Linked DNA regions of Homo sapiens: region 1 is linked to region 2. Evidence: read pairs that join two places in POLR2A ChIA-PET (ENCODE). Cell type or tissue: Panc1. All regions are shown on one strand. Each heading gives the region's core, and the rest is flanking DNA. Links, peaks and the distances in the headings are about the cores only. Region 1 overlaps RAB6A (RAB6A, member RAS oncogene family). Region 2 overlaps MRPL48 (mitochondrial ribosomal protein L48).

Region 1 (7,545 bases), core at 1,423-5,422, 140 kb after region 2:
TATTCTTTTGTATCTGGTCTCTTTCACTCTATGTAGTGTCTGAAATTTGTTCATACAATTTTACATGTTAGGATATTTTGTCATTGTAATATTTCATTTTATGACTATGCCACAATTTGTCCATTCTCTTTATTTATTTATTTATTTTTATTTATTTATTTTTTTTTTTTTGAGATGGTGTCTCACACCCTGTCGCCCAGGCTGGAGTGCAGTGGCATGATCTCGGCTCACTGTAACCTCCACCTCCTGGGTTCAAACGATTCTCCTGCCTCAGTCTCCTGCGTAGCTGGGATTACAGGCGCGCATCACCACACCCGGCTAATTCTTGTATTTTTAGTAGAAATGAGGTTTTGCCATGTTGGCCAGGCTGATCTCAAACTCCTGACTTCAGGTGATCTGCCTGCCTCAGCCTCCCAAAGTGTTGGGATTACAGCTGTGAGCCACCGCGCCTGGCCTAAAATACAGCTGGAGAATTAATTCCAGCAAGGGATGGCTTGATGATTTTTGAAAGACTTGGCTTAAAACAACAACAACAAAAAAATCAATGTAACAGCAGAAGCAGCTTCTGCCAACCAAGACAAGTTTCCAGATGCCATGAAGAAAATAATTGAGGCCAGATGTGGACGCTCATGCTTGTAATCCCAGCACTTTGGGAGGTCAAGGCAGGCGGATCATGAGGTCAGGAGTTTGAGACCAGCCAGGCGAACATAGTGAAACCCTGTCTCTACTAAAAGTAAAAAAATTAGCCAGGCATGGTGGCACACGCCTGTAATCTCAGATACTCGGGAGGCTGAGACAGGAGAATTGCTTGAACCCAGGAGGTGGACGTTGCAGTGAGCCGAGATCGCGTCACTGCACTCCAGCCTGGGTGACAGAGCAAGACATCGTCTCGGGGGAAAAAAAAGAAAATCACTGAGGAGAAAGGATAGCTGCCTGAACAGATCTGTTTGTTTGTTTGCTTTGAGACAGAGTCTCACTGTGTCGCCCAGACTGTAGTACAGTGGTGCACTCTCAGCTCACTGCAATCTCTGCCTCCCAGATTCAAGCGATTCTGTTGCCTGAGCCTCCCAAGTAGCTGGGTTTACAAGGCGCACTCCCCCACGCCCGGCTGATTTATTTATTTATATATATTTTTTGAGACAGAGTCTCGCTCTGTCACCCAGTCTGGAGCGCGGTGGCGCAGTCTCGACTCACTGCAAGCTCTGCCTCCCGGGTTCACGCCATTCTCCTGCCTCAGCGTCCCAAGTAGCTGAGACTACAGGTGCCCGCCACCACGCCTGGCTAATTTTTTGTATTTTTAGTAGAGATGGAGTTTCACCATGTTAGCCAGGATGGTCTCAATCTCCTGACCTCGTGATCCGCCCGCCTCGGCCTCCCAAAGTGCTGGGATTACAGGCGTGAGCCACCGCACCCGGCCTTTTAGGTATGGTTCTTATCCTCCCAAAAAGTACATTTTGGGAGTATTGGAGATGTTGATTTACCCAGTTCCTTTCTAATTGATAAGGTTTTTTTTGCATTCATTTTGTATTTTGAGTCTGTGTCAAGCCACTGGCAAAATAGAAAAATAATCAGATATGGTTTTTGCCCTTGGAGAATGTGCTTATTGGTAAAGAAATTGCCAGCATTCCACTACTTTTGACCTCATGACACTTTCATATGGATTAACCTAAAAATATCAATACAGTCCAGACACAGTGGTGCACGCCTATAATCTCAGCACTTTGGGAGGCCGAGGCGGGCGAATCACAGGGTCAAGAGATCAAGACCATCCTGGCCATGATGAAACCCCATCTCTACTAAAAATAACAAAAAATTAGCTCGGCATGGTGGCGTGCACCTGTAGTCCCAGCTATTTGGGAGGCTGAGGCAGGAGAATCGGTTGAACCCGGGAGGCGGAGGTTGCAGTGAGCCGAGATCTTCCCGCTGTACTCCAGCCTGGCAACAGAGCGAGACTGTCTAAAAAAAAAAGAAAATATGTGTGTGTGTGTGTATATATATATATATATATATATATATATATATATATATATATATATAATATCTATCTATCTATCTCACAATACAAAGTGAAGTTATGGATCTTTGGTAATTCTTTGCCAGAGAAGTAGAGAGTTCTATCTGGTTTTGAAATGAATTTTAAAACAGCTTTTCTTGTCAGTTTTTCTCACTTTTTTTTTTTTTTTGAGACGGAGTCTCTGTTGCCAGGCTGGAGTACAGTGGTGTGATCTCGGCTCACTGCAACCTCCATCTCCTAGGTTCAAGTTATTCTCCTGCCTCAGCCTTCCGAGTAGCTGGGACTACAGGCGTGCAACCACCCTGCCCAGCTAAGTTTTGTATTTTTAGTAGAGACACGATTTCACCATGTTGGCCAGGATGGTCTCGATCTCTTGACCTCGTGATCCACCCACGTTGGCCTCCCAAGGTGCTGGGATTACAGGCGTGAACCATCGCACCTGGCCAGTTTTTCTCACTCTTAAAACAGTGTAGTTCTTGTAGCCCTCATACCCCTTCTAAGACTATCTTTTGCCTTTCTACTCCCAGGGATTATACTTTGATTTGCTAGATGAAGTGGACCTAAGCCTCCATTAATTCTTTTTGTTAGGGCCAAGTAAGTGTTTACTTGGCCTTTTGTGAATTAGGAATGTCAGTATATAATAACAGAATGTTTTCAACTTTTAACTATAGACTGTTTACCTGTGCTTTTAAATTGGGAGATGGTTGTCTGTGTTTGGAGAAAGTCATTTTGACAATCTTGGGGCTATATGGGTTTTAATTATTCTTAGTAGAACCATTGCAGGTATTTCCCATTGACTTTAATTGCAGTTCTCTGTAGAAAAATTTTCTGAGAACCCAATGTAATGTGTTCACTGAGCAAATCTTTTTTTCGTTTCATTTCAGTTGGAAAGACATCTTTGATCACCAGATTCATGTATGACAGTTTTGACAACACCTATCAGGTATTTTGTTTTTGCCAATTTATTTGTTGTCTATTTTTTGTTACAAGTAATATTCAAGATATTTTTAAAAAATTATTTACTTGCAGTTGTGGATGTAAAAGTACTTTCTATAATCTGTAAAATGCTGTATAAATACAATGTGTAAATGATTTTGTCCAGTCCTAGGATAAACTTTTATCATTTGATTTCTTTTGTCTCTTCCAAAGTCTGTTGAAATATATCTCCAATATCATCTAGGATGGCATTAGAAGTAATGGTGGATATTCTCTATAGATTTTGTCCAAGCCTAGGATTCTGTGACATTTTTTATCTACATTTGAAATTAAGAATAAATGAATAATGAAATTAGAAATCATTAACAGAAGGATATTTGGCACATTCACAAATATGTGAAAATTAAATAATACACTCCTAAATAATTAATGTCAAAGATGAAATCACAAGAGAAATTAGAAAATGCTTTGAGATCAATAAAAAAGAAAACACAGCACACCAAAACTTATGGTATACAACTAAAGCAGTGCTATACAAAAAAGAAAAGAGATACTAAATAAATAGCCTAACATTCTACTTTAAGAAACTGGAAGAAAACTAAACCCAAAGCGACAGAAGGAAGAAGCTATTTTAAAATTTAGGTTTTATCATTATTCCTGTATGGTGAGGCCAATAGATCAGGAGATGATTGCCATTGAAAAGATAGTTTGTTATACTCACAGATCCCAAGAGAAGAGGGCATGCCATGCCAGAGGGGGCCACATGGGGAAGCACTGGGTCAGTTAAAAGGCAGGTGGCTGGGGAAATGTGGACAAAAGCCTTGATTGTGGTTTTCAGGGAAGAGGCACACAAGACAGGGTAAGCAGGTTTAGGATTAGCTAGTTCGGATAATTTCAGGGGTTCTGGGGTTGAGGGGCTGTTCCTGGTTGTCTAGTACCTGGCCCGGGTGATTAGGGCAGTGTAGTATTGGCCCTCAGTGTCATAGAGGAGGTGCTGGGGTATTGGCTTTGGATTGGTTGGTTTGCCTATGAAAGGAGTACTCAAAGGTGAGTTTACTATCTCTAATGAAAAAGCTAATCCTGGCAGGGGCAGTCCCTCCAGTGTCAGCAAGGACCCTGATGTCAAAACATCAAAACTATAGAAAGTAAAAAGACATGCTTAATACAGAAGTTAATAAAGGTTAAAGCAGAAATATATGAAAGAGAGAGCAGAAAAACAATGGAGGAAATCAATGAAACCAAAAGCAGTTCTTTGAAAAGATAAAAAAATTGACTAACTTTAGCTAGACTGACCAAGAAAAAAAAGAAGACTCAAGTTCTGAAATCAGAAAAGAGGGAATATTACCACCAACCATACAGAAATAAAAAGGGTTGACTGGGCGCAGTGGCTCATGCCTGTAATCCCAGCACTTTGGGAGGCTGAGGTGGGTGGATCACCTGAGGTCAGGAGTACAAGACCAGCTTGGCCAATATGGCAAAACTCCATCTCTACTAAGAATACAAAAATTAGCCAGGCATAATGGTGGGCGCCTGTAATCCCAGCTACTTGGGTGGCTGAGCCAGGAGAATCGCTTGAACCCAGGAGGCGGAGGTTGCAATGAGCTGAGATCATACCACTGCATTCCAGCCTGGGTGACAGAGTGAGACTCCATCTCAAAAATAAAATAAAATCAAAAGGGTTATAATGGAATGGTGTGAACAATTAAATGCTAACTAATTAGATGACAGGTAAAATGGACAAATTCCAAGAAAGACACAGTTTACTAAAACTATCTCAAGAAGAAATAGAAAATCGGAATATATATCTAATAAGTAGAGAGAATTAGTAATAAAAAAAACTGCCCACATAGAAAATCCCAGCATCAGATAATTTCATTGGTCAATTCTATGAAACATTTAGAGAACAACACCAATACTTTGTAAAACTCTTCTGAAAAATAGAAGAGGACCCACCTCATTCTGTGAGGTCAGTTACTCTAATATTCAACCCAGACAGAGATATCAAAATTAAACTACAGACCAATATCCCCTATGAATATAGACACAAAAATTGTCAATAAAATACAACCAAACTGAATCCAGCAACATGTTAAAAAAGATATACACTATTATTTTTATTTCATTTATTATTATTATTATTATTATTATTATTATTATTATTTAAACAAAGACAGATTTGCTATGTTGCCCAGGCTGGTATTGAACTCCTGGGCCCAAGCAACCCTTTCACCTCGGCTTTCCAAAGTGCTGGGATTACAGGCATGAGCCACCACACCTGACCTATGTGTCATTTAACAAGTGGAATATACAAAAAGCAATAAACATAATACATTATTTGAATAAAATAAAGGACAAAATCACATGATCATTTGAATGTACACATAAAAAGCATTTGACAAAATCCAGCAGCGTTTCATGATAAAAACATACAACAACAAGCTAGGAATAGAAGGAAACTTCAAAATGGTAATGAGCATCCATAAAAATGCCACATCTTATATACTTAATGTGAAAGGCTGAACGCTTTCTAAGATCAGGAACAAGTAAGGATGTCTGCCCTCACAACCTACACAGTTTCAATACCAAAAATCAAAGAACAAACTAAAAGGAATAAATTAGTAATCTTAAGAGCAAGTACTTTGAGACACTAAGCACACTGTAAATCTTTACCATGTTAACTCTTTAAAATTTTTTTTATTACCACTACTTTTCAGTTATGAAATGTTTTTGTGAAACAATTGGGGAGCATAGATTTAAACTGCCTTGTTAAATGAATTAAAAAAATTTTAAGTTAAAAAAAGAAAACAAGTTACTCTTAATTTACTTATCCATTTTATATGTATTGTAGTTAGCATAAAAACTTGATTTCATTTGTCATTCTATAGATTAAAGAAAAAAACTTGATTTCAATTGCTTTGTCTTTGTAATATAGCAAATGTTAATCTGATTAAGGCTGTCACTCATTAACTGCTGCTGTCTTGATTATTAAACCATTTTTATTTTTCAGAAACCTTTTTAGGGTAATCTTAAAATCTAAATCCTCTTAGTATGTATTTTTCCACATTTGAAGTATTTATTTCAGGAATATGGCTTCTGAATTGAATCTTCCTGAAAAACAAAAACATGGGCATTTCTTTTTTAGGAAAGCTATGTAATGAGCCTTAGAGTTGGAAGCACCTTTATTTATGTCTTAGTTCTACCATTTAGTAGTTGGATGGGTTTGGATCAATTATTAAATTTTTCAGAATCCATATTTTCACATCTGTAAAGTGAGAATCATAATCCCTATGGATGGTGACTCCATTCTTTTTTGGGGGAAAAAAAAGTTCTTTTTTTTTTTTTCCAAGAGATAGAGTATTGCTTTGTCGCCCAGGCTGGAGTGCAGTGGCATGATCATAGCTCATTGTCACCTTGAATTCTTGAGCTAATGGGTTTCTCCTGCCTCAGCCTCCTAAGTAGCTGGGACTACAGGTACACGCCACCACTCCCAGCTAATTAAAAAAAATTTTTTTTGTACAGATGGGTTTTTGCCATCTTGCCTAAGTCTTGTACTCAGGCTCAGGAGATCCTCCTGCCTCAGCCTCTCAAAGTGCTGGGATTACAGGGATGAGCCAGCATGCCTGGCCAAAAGCTCTATTCTTTTGTGATTATTACCATTTACCATTGAGAACAACATTGATTGTTTTATTTCTTTCTTTGAATACTTTAGCACTTCTTTTCATAGTAGTCCTCTTCATTATAACCTGTCAGCATTTTAGACAACTATAATGTTCACATAGACAATCTGCTAGCCTCCTGTACTTTTCGTTTCCATAATCTCAGACCTTCTCTGAAAATCATGTATTCTCTTCTCAGACCACAGTCTTGTATCCTTCCAATTTTTTTATTCAGGTACTTTTACTATAATAGTTTCTACTCCGGTGGTTCACATCAAAACCTTCAACCCATTAATTCCTCCATGTTATTTTTATTTTATTTTTTCATTTTTTAAAAATAATTTTTCTTCTAATTTTTTTTTTTTTAAGACAGGGTTTCACTCTGTCACCCAGGCTGGAGTGCAGTGGTGTGATCTTGACTCACTGCAGCCTCCATCCCCCCAGGCTCAAGCGATTCTCCCACCTCAGCCTCCTGAGTAGCTGGAACTACAGGTGTGCACCACTATGCCTTTTTTTTTTTTTTTTTTTTTTTTTGAGACAGAGTCTCACTCTGTCACCCAGGCTGGAATGCAGTGGCACAATCTCGGCTCACTGCAAGCTCCGCCTCCCAGGTTCACGCCATTCTCCTGCCTCAGCCTCCCATGTAGATGGGACTGCAGGCACCTGCCACCACGCCTGGCTAATTTTTTGTATTTTTAGTAGAGACAGGGTTTCACTGTGCTAGCCAGGATGGTCTCGATCTCCTGACCTCGTGATCCACCCGCCTCTGCCTCTCAAAGTGCTGGGATTACAGGCGTGAGCCACTGTGCCTGGGCTTTTTTTTTTTTTTTTGAGACGGAGTCTTGCTCTGTCGCCCAGGCTAGAGTGCAGTGGCTCAATCTTGGCTTACTACAACCTCTGCCTCCTGGGTTCAAGCGATTCTCCTGCCTCAGCCTCCCG
Region 2 (7,545 bases), core at 1,326-5,325:
GGAATGAAACATACGTAACTAATAATAAAAAGTGTTAAAATTTATTGGGCATTTAACTGAGACAATCTGGTTCCAGAGCCTGCTCTCAATCCCAATGATGTGCTACCTTCACATCCTAGTTACGCCACTGACTAGCTTTGTGACTTTGGACAAGTTATTTAACATCCCAGGATCTGTTTTTACCTGTGTAAAAATGCATATATAGTACCTTTTTCACAAGCCTCAAAACGAATATAGGCCTTCCTCATAGGATTATTGAAAGATTGAGTTAAACATTGGTTTAGCTTAGGAACAGCATCTGGCACATAGTAAGTGTTCAGTGAACGTTAGCTATTACCATCATCACTATTAATGTGTGCTAGTGACTGTCCTGAGTTACATTATCTAATCTAATTTGTAATCCTCTGAACATGGCATTCACTCTCCTTTAGATGAGGAAATAAAGCTCAGACTGGGGATCAGACTCCAAGTATGTCTTGCTCTAAAGCCTAGGCTGTTTTCTACTCTACTCTCACAAGCATCTGTTGCCCAGTACAGTGCTTAACACACAGTAGTGAGTAACCACATTGACTGTGTAAATATTACTTTGCTTTTGTCAGCACTTTGCAAAAAGGAAATTAACTTTTTGCAATTAATTAGTGCAAGTTGCCCACAGTGATATAGCTTGGTATGTTTTTCTTTAGTCTCAGCTCTGCAGCCCACAATCTAGGAGCTGAACTTTAAGGTGCTTCATACCTGTCCCTATAGGATCTAACTCTGGCAGCTTTGGGTTGCCTCTGCTTAGAGGCTTGGTGCCAGGGATGAGTGGAGAGACCTCTTGGCTTGATGCCTATCTTGGCTAGGCCTAGGGCAGACTCATGGTTTAGCCTTAGCCCTTCCTTTCAAGGTCCTTGGCTGGGGACTTGGCCTTGTGCTCGGTACAAAGGTGCACTGCAATGTGTTTTACTAGATGAGTAAGAAGATACTCCTCCCACCCTCTCTCCATAAAGTTGCCAGACTAAGTCCTTGAGCTGCTGACTTCAGAAACCCAAAGAGAACTGAAGCAAGTCCAGATTGAATCCTTTAATTTTCCTGTAGAAAATGCTGGGGCTCCCTCCTCGCTCAGCAAGGACTTAAAGCAAGCAGAGGAAGTAGCAGGGATTCCTCCCTGTCAGCAGCTATCTTTTGAAGAGTTTTCATTCTTCAGATCCTGGGCACTCTGTCTAAATGGTGAGCTGATTTCCTAAAATGAGCTGAAATGTCTGAGAATGAAAGTTACTCCACGGGGATTATTATAGTCAAATGAATCATTTCAGATTCTGCAAGAAGATCAGACACGTGAAAACAAAAATTTCACAAAGAGATCAAAGTACAGATTAAACAAGCACAAGACACATTGGCCACCTCTGTCTCCAGTGTCTGTCCATCAGGATTAGTTCTAGGCACACCCAGTACAAGCTCAGAAAGCTTTCCTTAAGTACACTAGAAACAGAGGGGACCCAGGGGCCTCAGCATTGCTAGTATCTGAGTGGCCAAAATACCTAGATTTGTTTCTCTGTGTCTAAAACATACCTTTTCAGAATCTACAGCTGGCCATTCCCAGGATTCCATGGTGGAGGAACAAGTCATCCTCAGCCAGAGGAAAGGGATGAAAACGAAGCTGAGAAATCTGCTGGCCTCAACTAGGAAAACTGCCCATTTTACCCAGGCATCCTATCCTTCTTGAAAGTTAGTGATCTGGCCAGGCATGGTGGCTCACGCCTGTAATCCCAGCACTTTGGGAGGCCAAGGCGGGTGGATCACCTGAGGTCAGGAGTTACCAGCCTGGCCAACATAGTGAAACCCTGTCTCTACTAAAAATACAAAAATTAGCTGGGTGTGGTGGCGGGTGCCTGTAATCCCAACTACTGAGGAGGCTGAGGCAGGAGAATCGATTGAACCTGGGAGGCGGAGGTTGCAGTGAGCCGAGATTGCACCATTGCACTCCAGCCTGGGTGACAAGAGCAAAACTCCATCTCAAAAAAAAAAAAAAAAATAGTGATCTACATAAAAATCATTTTTTAAAAATCTCAGTAATATGCACTCAACCAGGAATTGTGTGACCTTAAACCATCCTTGGCTCTGCCACTGGCTAACTAGGTGACCTTAGACAAGTCTCTTTCTCTCCCTGGGCCAGTTAACACATTTGTAAAATGAAGACCAAAATAGTTTATCCCCAAGGTTATGTATTGATAGAGCCAGGATTAGAACCCATTTATTCTGATTCCCAATCCACTGACATTCCTTCTTCTCTCCTACCTATCCCTTGTGATTTCATGGCACTACTAGGCATAATTTAACCCCAACTAGGATATTCAAAACTAAAAGCATGCTGAAGGAATGAACTACTGATAATGGAACACAAGGGATAAAACATTATGCTAAATGGATGAAGTCAGGCACAAGAGAATACATACTGTATGATATTTCATTTATATGTAGTACTAGATAGGCAAAACTAATCTATGGCGGTAGAAACGACGTTAGTCGTGACTTCTTGGGGAAAATGTGAAAGATGGCCGGGTGCGGTGGCTCATGCCTGTAATCCCAACACTTTGGGAGGCCGAGGCCGGCAGATCACAAGGTCAGGAGTTCGAGACCAGCCAGTTTGAGAGCAGCCTGGCCAACATGGTGAAACTAAAAATAAAAAATTAATTAGTATTTACTAAAAATACAAAAATTAGCCGGGCATGGTGGCGTATGCCTGTAATCCCAGCTACTTGGGAGGCTGAGGCAGGAGAATTGCTTGAACCCGGGAGGCAGAGGTTGCAGTGAACCAAGATTGTGCCACTGCACTCCAGCCTGGGCGACAGAGCAAGACTTCGTCTCGGGGCAGGGGAGGCGGGGGGAAGAAAAAGATGATTATGAGGGAACTTTTTGGGGTGATGGACATGTTCTTTATCTTGATACAAGTATGGGTTTCATGGGTAGGTAGATGTATTTTCAGAATTGATCAAATGTACACTGAAGATCTATGTGTCACTATATATAAATTATACCTCAATGAAAAAAATCTTTTAAGAGTATGCCAAAGAAGTTTTAGAAGGGAAGGAAATACAACATTTACTGAGCATTACTAGCTCATTATATTTATATTATCTCCATCTCAAATCCCTAAAAAGGGATTATCCTCACTCTTCAGATCAGAAATCTGAGGTTCAATGAGGCCAGAATAACTCAGCTTCAAAATGAATAAATGTGGAAGCCAGCACAACCCAGGTTTGTTTGCCTCTTTTCCTTTAGCAGGTTGTCTCAGGGAGGGAAGGGAAGGTATTTTCAGCCTGGAGCCAGAAGACTTGTGTTCCGTTTGGTTTCACTGCCATGTGATCCTAAGAACATCCATTTCCTTCTGGACCTCCCTCCAGAAGAGTCAAAGCTCACAGTTGTTTTGTAACCCTGAGGTTCTGGCAATCAGAGTATCTCCAGTCCCTCTTACCAGGATAAGGCATTAAGAGTAATTTCCCTTTGTCTCAGGGCAAACTAATCATGAGCAACAAAAGTTCTCTGACTCTGGCGAGAGGATAAATCATCAGCTAGGTCAGTGACACAAGAGCTCCAAGGTGACAGAATCCAGCTGCCTCCTGTGTAAGAAGCCTGACTCATCCCTGAGTGATGTGATAGAAAAAGATGGACTAGGAATCAAGAGATTTAAATCCTGCTGCCCTTTTCCAGTGACATATCCCATGACCTTGGGCAAAGGATTGCCCTCTATGGGCCCCTAACCTGTACTAGCTAAAAGAGACAATTAGGTTGGCTGCATCCTAAAGTCCTTAAGCTCCACTATCTTGTCAGTTTATGAAATCCTGATTCCTGCTTCCACATATTGATAACAGCTGAGCAACTGGAAAAGACTGTTTTTTCCAGGTTTCCAAATGGAAAACATGTGACACTGCCCATTGCCCATATGATATAGAGGCAATACACATACAGCTACCCAACTCTGCCACTGTAACATTAAAGCAACCAGAGACAGTATGTAAGTGAATAAGCATGGCTCTGATCCAATGGCAGGGAGGGGTTTTGGAACTAGATAGAGCTGGTGACTGCAGAACATTATGAATGTACTAAATAAATGCTACTGAATTACTCATTTAAAAATGTTTAAGGCCAGGGGCGGTGGCTCACGCCTCTAATCCCAGCATTTTGGGAGCCCAAGGCGGGCGGATCGCCTGAGATCAGGAGTTCAAGGCCACCCTGGCCAACATGGTGAAACCCCGTCTCTACTAAAAATACAAAAATTAGCCGGGCTTGGTGGCAGGCACCTGTAATCCCAGCTACTCAGGAGGCTGAGGCAGAAGAATTGCTTGAACACAGGAGGCAGAGGTTGCAGTGAGCTGAGATCGCGCCACTGCACTCCAGCCTGAGCAATAAGAGCGAAACTTCATCTCAAAAAAAAAAAAAAAAAAAGCCAGGCGTGGTGGCGGGCGCCTGTAGTCCCAGCTACTCGGGAGGCTGAGGCAGGAGAATTGCTTGAACCCAGGAGGCAGAGGTTGCAGTGAGCCAAGATCGCACCACTGCACTCCAGCCTGGGTGACACAGTGAGACTCTGTTTCAAAAAAAAAAAAAAGTGTAATTTTGTATGTATGAATTTCACCTCAATATACTATTTAAAAAAACACAAACAGGCAGTGGGTAGGATATGGTTTATAGGCAGTAGTTTGCTGACACCTGACCAAAATCAACTTTCAATTCTTTGCTTAAACTCAATCCAGGGAAACTTAATTAGCAGTTATGTAACATCTGCCTGAATACTATAAGTCACTCATTACCCCCACAAAGCATTTTATTTCACTTATGGGCAGAATCTGTTTCTATCTGGAGAGTCTTTTCATGTACAAAGCCAAAATGTCCTTCTCTCCAACTTCCACCCATAGAGAGTTTACTTATGTTATGATCCTCTGCTTCACTACAGGACACCATGCCAGATTGCTTTAAAGGATGAGTTCACTCTAGTTGGAGAAATACGGAAGGGGAACATGCTTCTGTGCTAAAGCATCAGGCAAAGAGAAAATAGAATCTTTTTTTTTTAAGAGAAAGGGTCATACTCTGTCAGCCAGGCTGGAGTGCAATGGCACAATCATAGCTCCTGCAGTCTTGAACTCCTGGGCTCAAGCAATCCTCCTGCCTCAGCCTCCTGAGTAGTGGGACTACAAGTGCATACCACCACGTCCAGCTAATTAAAATAAAAAGTTTGGCTGGGTGCAGTGGCTCACACCTGTAATCCCAGCACTTTGGGAGGCCAAGGCTGGCGGATCACGAGGTCAGGAGATCGAGACCATCTTGGCTAACATGGTAAAACCCCGTCTCTACTAAAAATACAAAAAATTAGCCAGGTGTGGTGGCGGGCGCCTGCAGTCCCAGCTACTTGGGAGGCTGAGGCAGGAGAATGGTGTGAACCCGGGAGGCAGAGCTTGCAGTGAGTCTAGATCGTGCCACTGCACTCCAGCCTGGGCAACAGAGCGAGACTCCGTTTCGGAAAAAAAAAAAAGAATGTTTTTGGTAAAGACAGAATGTTGCCAGGCTGGTCTCAAGCTCCTGGCCTCGAGCAGTCCTCCTGCCTCGGCCTCGCAAAGTGCTGGGATTACAGGGATGCACCACGGTGCCTGGCCAGAATATAGAATCTCTTAAAGATACTCCACAGGATGGGCCAATTTCTCTCTCTCACACACACATACATATACACATCTGCAGCAGATTTTTATTAGATGGAAGATAACAAGCATTACCTCATAGGTAAGTGGTAAGAAATGGCAAGTACAGCCAAGCCACAGAGGAGTGAGGACATTACTGGCTATGGGAATGGGTACTTATGAAATCTAAGGGTTGGGTCTCCTGATGAACTCTAACTACCCAGTAAGCTCTTCTCTTTGGCACTCAATATGACCACTGCTGGCATGAAAGGGTCTACAGTAGCTACTTCAACTTGGCCAACAGTTCTTCCAGTTCTGGTCGAGCTTTGAATCGTCCCTTGAAGTCTTCTTCAGTGTGCTAAGGAGAAGAAAAAGAAAATAAGCGGTAATTACTGCAGAGCTTTTAGTTACCCAGATATGCACAGCATCCAAAAAGGGCCCTTGAACCAGCTCTGTAGAGAATCATTCAGATTCAAGTAACTTTTATTATCTACTATGTAGCAGACTTATATTAGATACTGGGGATTCAAACTTGAATCAGACTTCCTCCTTGCTTTCAGTGAACTTATAGTCTGGTTAGAAAAGACAGATATATGAAGATTTAATGTCAAAATGCTATAACTATCACAATAGAAGCATTTGAGAGAGAGAGAGAGAATACCAAAATTATTTACATAGGAAATAAAACAAACAGGGATTGGACTGTTTTAAGGCAGCATGACCAGCACATGCTGTCTCTGTCCCCAGATCTGTATGAAACCCAAATACCAACCAGAAGAAGCTTGACAAGGATGGACTCAGAACAAGCAGAGCTGGATGGAGCAAATGGTACCAATCTAAGATGACCTCATACATCTGTGTCATAAGAAGGATCATCTTGGCAACTGGACCCAAATACTCAGTATTTAGGCTAAGACTCCTAATGTTCTCCAAGTTTTCCATGCCTGACCAAACATTCTATTGACTAGCATTCTTTATGAAATATATTCAGTCAAGCTACAGTCAAGCCTTGAAGATCCAGGAACCTTTTCTCTAACATATATTTTCCTATTTGTGTTCTGATTTATTACACCATATACTATCTTAACCCATGTTCTTTCTTCCACGCAACTGCCTGACAGGAGAGAATTCTGGGGCCTCATAGGCTCACCACCAACATCAGGATGCTGTGCTCAAAGTCAGCACTCATAGGCCACAAAGCATCATCCCTGATGCCTCAGAAGCTGGACTAATGATCACAGTGTCATCAGAGTGTACAACTTTTCTGATTATTATTTAGGTCACATTATCCACATTTCTCTGTTCTTTCTAAAGCCAGGAAGTCCAGATGTTCTTATCCTTATTTTGAGCATATGCAGGCCAGCAGGGGCCTCTTCTCAAACCAGCACCTACCTCCTTCACTGACAGTCTGACTCCTTCAGGAAGACTGCTTTGGATTATTTCCAAGAAAATTTCTGCAAACGTAGCACTCAAACCGCTGATCTGCAAAATGAAAGAAGGTGCTCTAAGAGGTGGGAGGAGCTGAAAACGAGGTAACTGGGCAGACATGGTATGGGTTCAAATGCCAGCTCCAGTAGAGTCTGGAGAGCCCAAGCGTGGAAGATTAACACCAAAACTGGTTTCTGAGCTGGCCTCTACAGGATTTCTCCTGCCATCTGCCAAGGTGCTGAGATGTTCACTGCCAATATCTGCTCCTGTGGGCATTAGATGTCATTACTGGACCAAGAGGTTTTAAAGTCCAGGGTTTCTTTCTGTTGCCCAGGCTGGAGCGCAGTAGAACAATCATAGCTCACCGCAACCTTGAACTCCTGGGTTCAAGTGGTCCTCCCACCTCAGCCTCCGAGTAGTTGGGACTACAGGCACGTGCCACCAGTCCCGGCTAATTTTTTATTTTTAT

What was found. Peaks named below come from ENCODE experiments on the same cell type or tissue, not always from the same donor. Only the 100,000 strongest peaks of a DNase experiment are listed, where the experiment ranks them.
Region 1: POLR2A ChIA-PET joins it to region 2 with 8 read pairs; 3 of 35 experiments call an interaction of 5 or more read pairs at or near these places.

Annotation. Positions count from the first base shown.
Region 1 is chr11:73,726,177-73,733,721 of GRCh38, reverse strand. RAB6A (RAB6A, member RAS oncogene family) reads left to right here. Exons shown (of 8, transcript NM_198896.2): 2 at 2,899-2,957. Among named protein-coding and RNA genes, the nearest start is that of RAB6A, 31 kb to the left of the region's middle. In Panc1, for the core only: no CTCF peak of the experiment used is centred there; a DNase peak (open chromatin) is centred at 3,748.
Region 2 is chr11:73,862,757-73,870,301 of GRCh38, reverse strand. MRPL48 (mitochondrial ribosomal protein L48) reads right to left here. Exons shown (of 8, transcript NM_016055.6): 7 at 7,041-7,130; 8 at 5,169-6,006. The coding sequence ends at 5,932. Among named protein-coding and RNA genes, the nearest start is that of COA4, 10 kb to the left of the region's middle. RefSeq lists a silencer at 3,384-3,678. In Panc1, for the core only: no CTCF peak of the experiment used is centred there; a DNase peak (open chromatin) is centred at 3,551.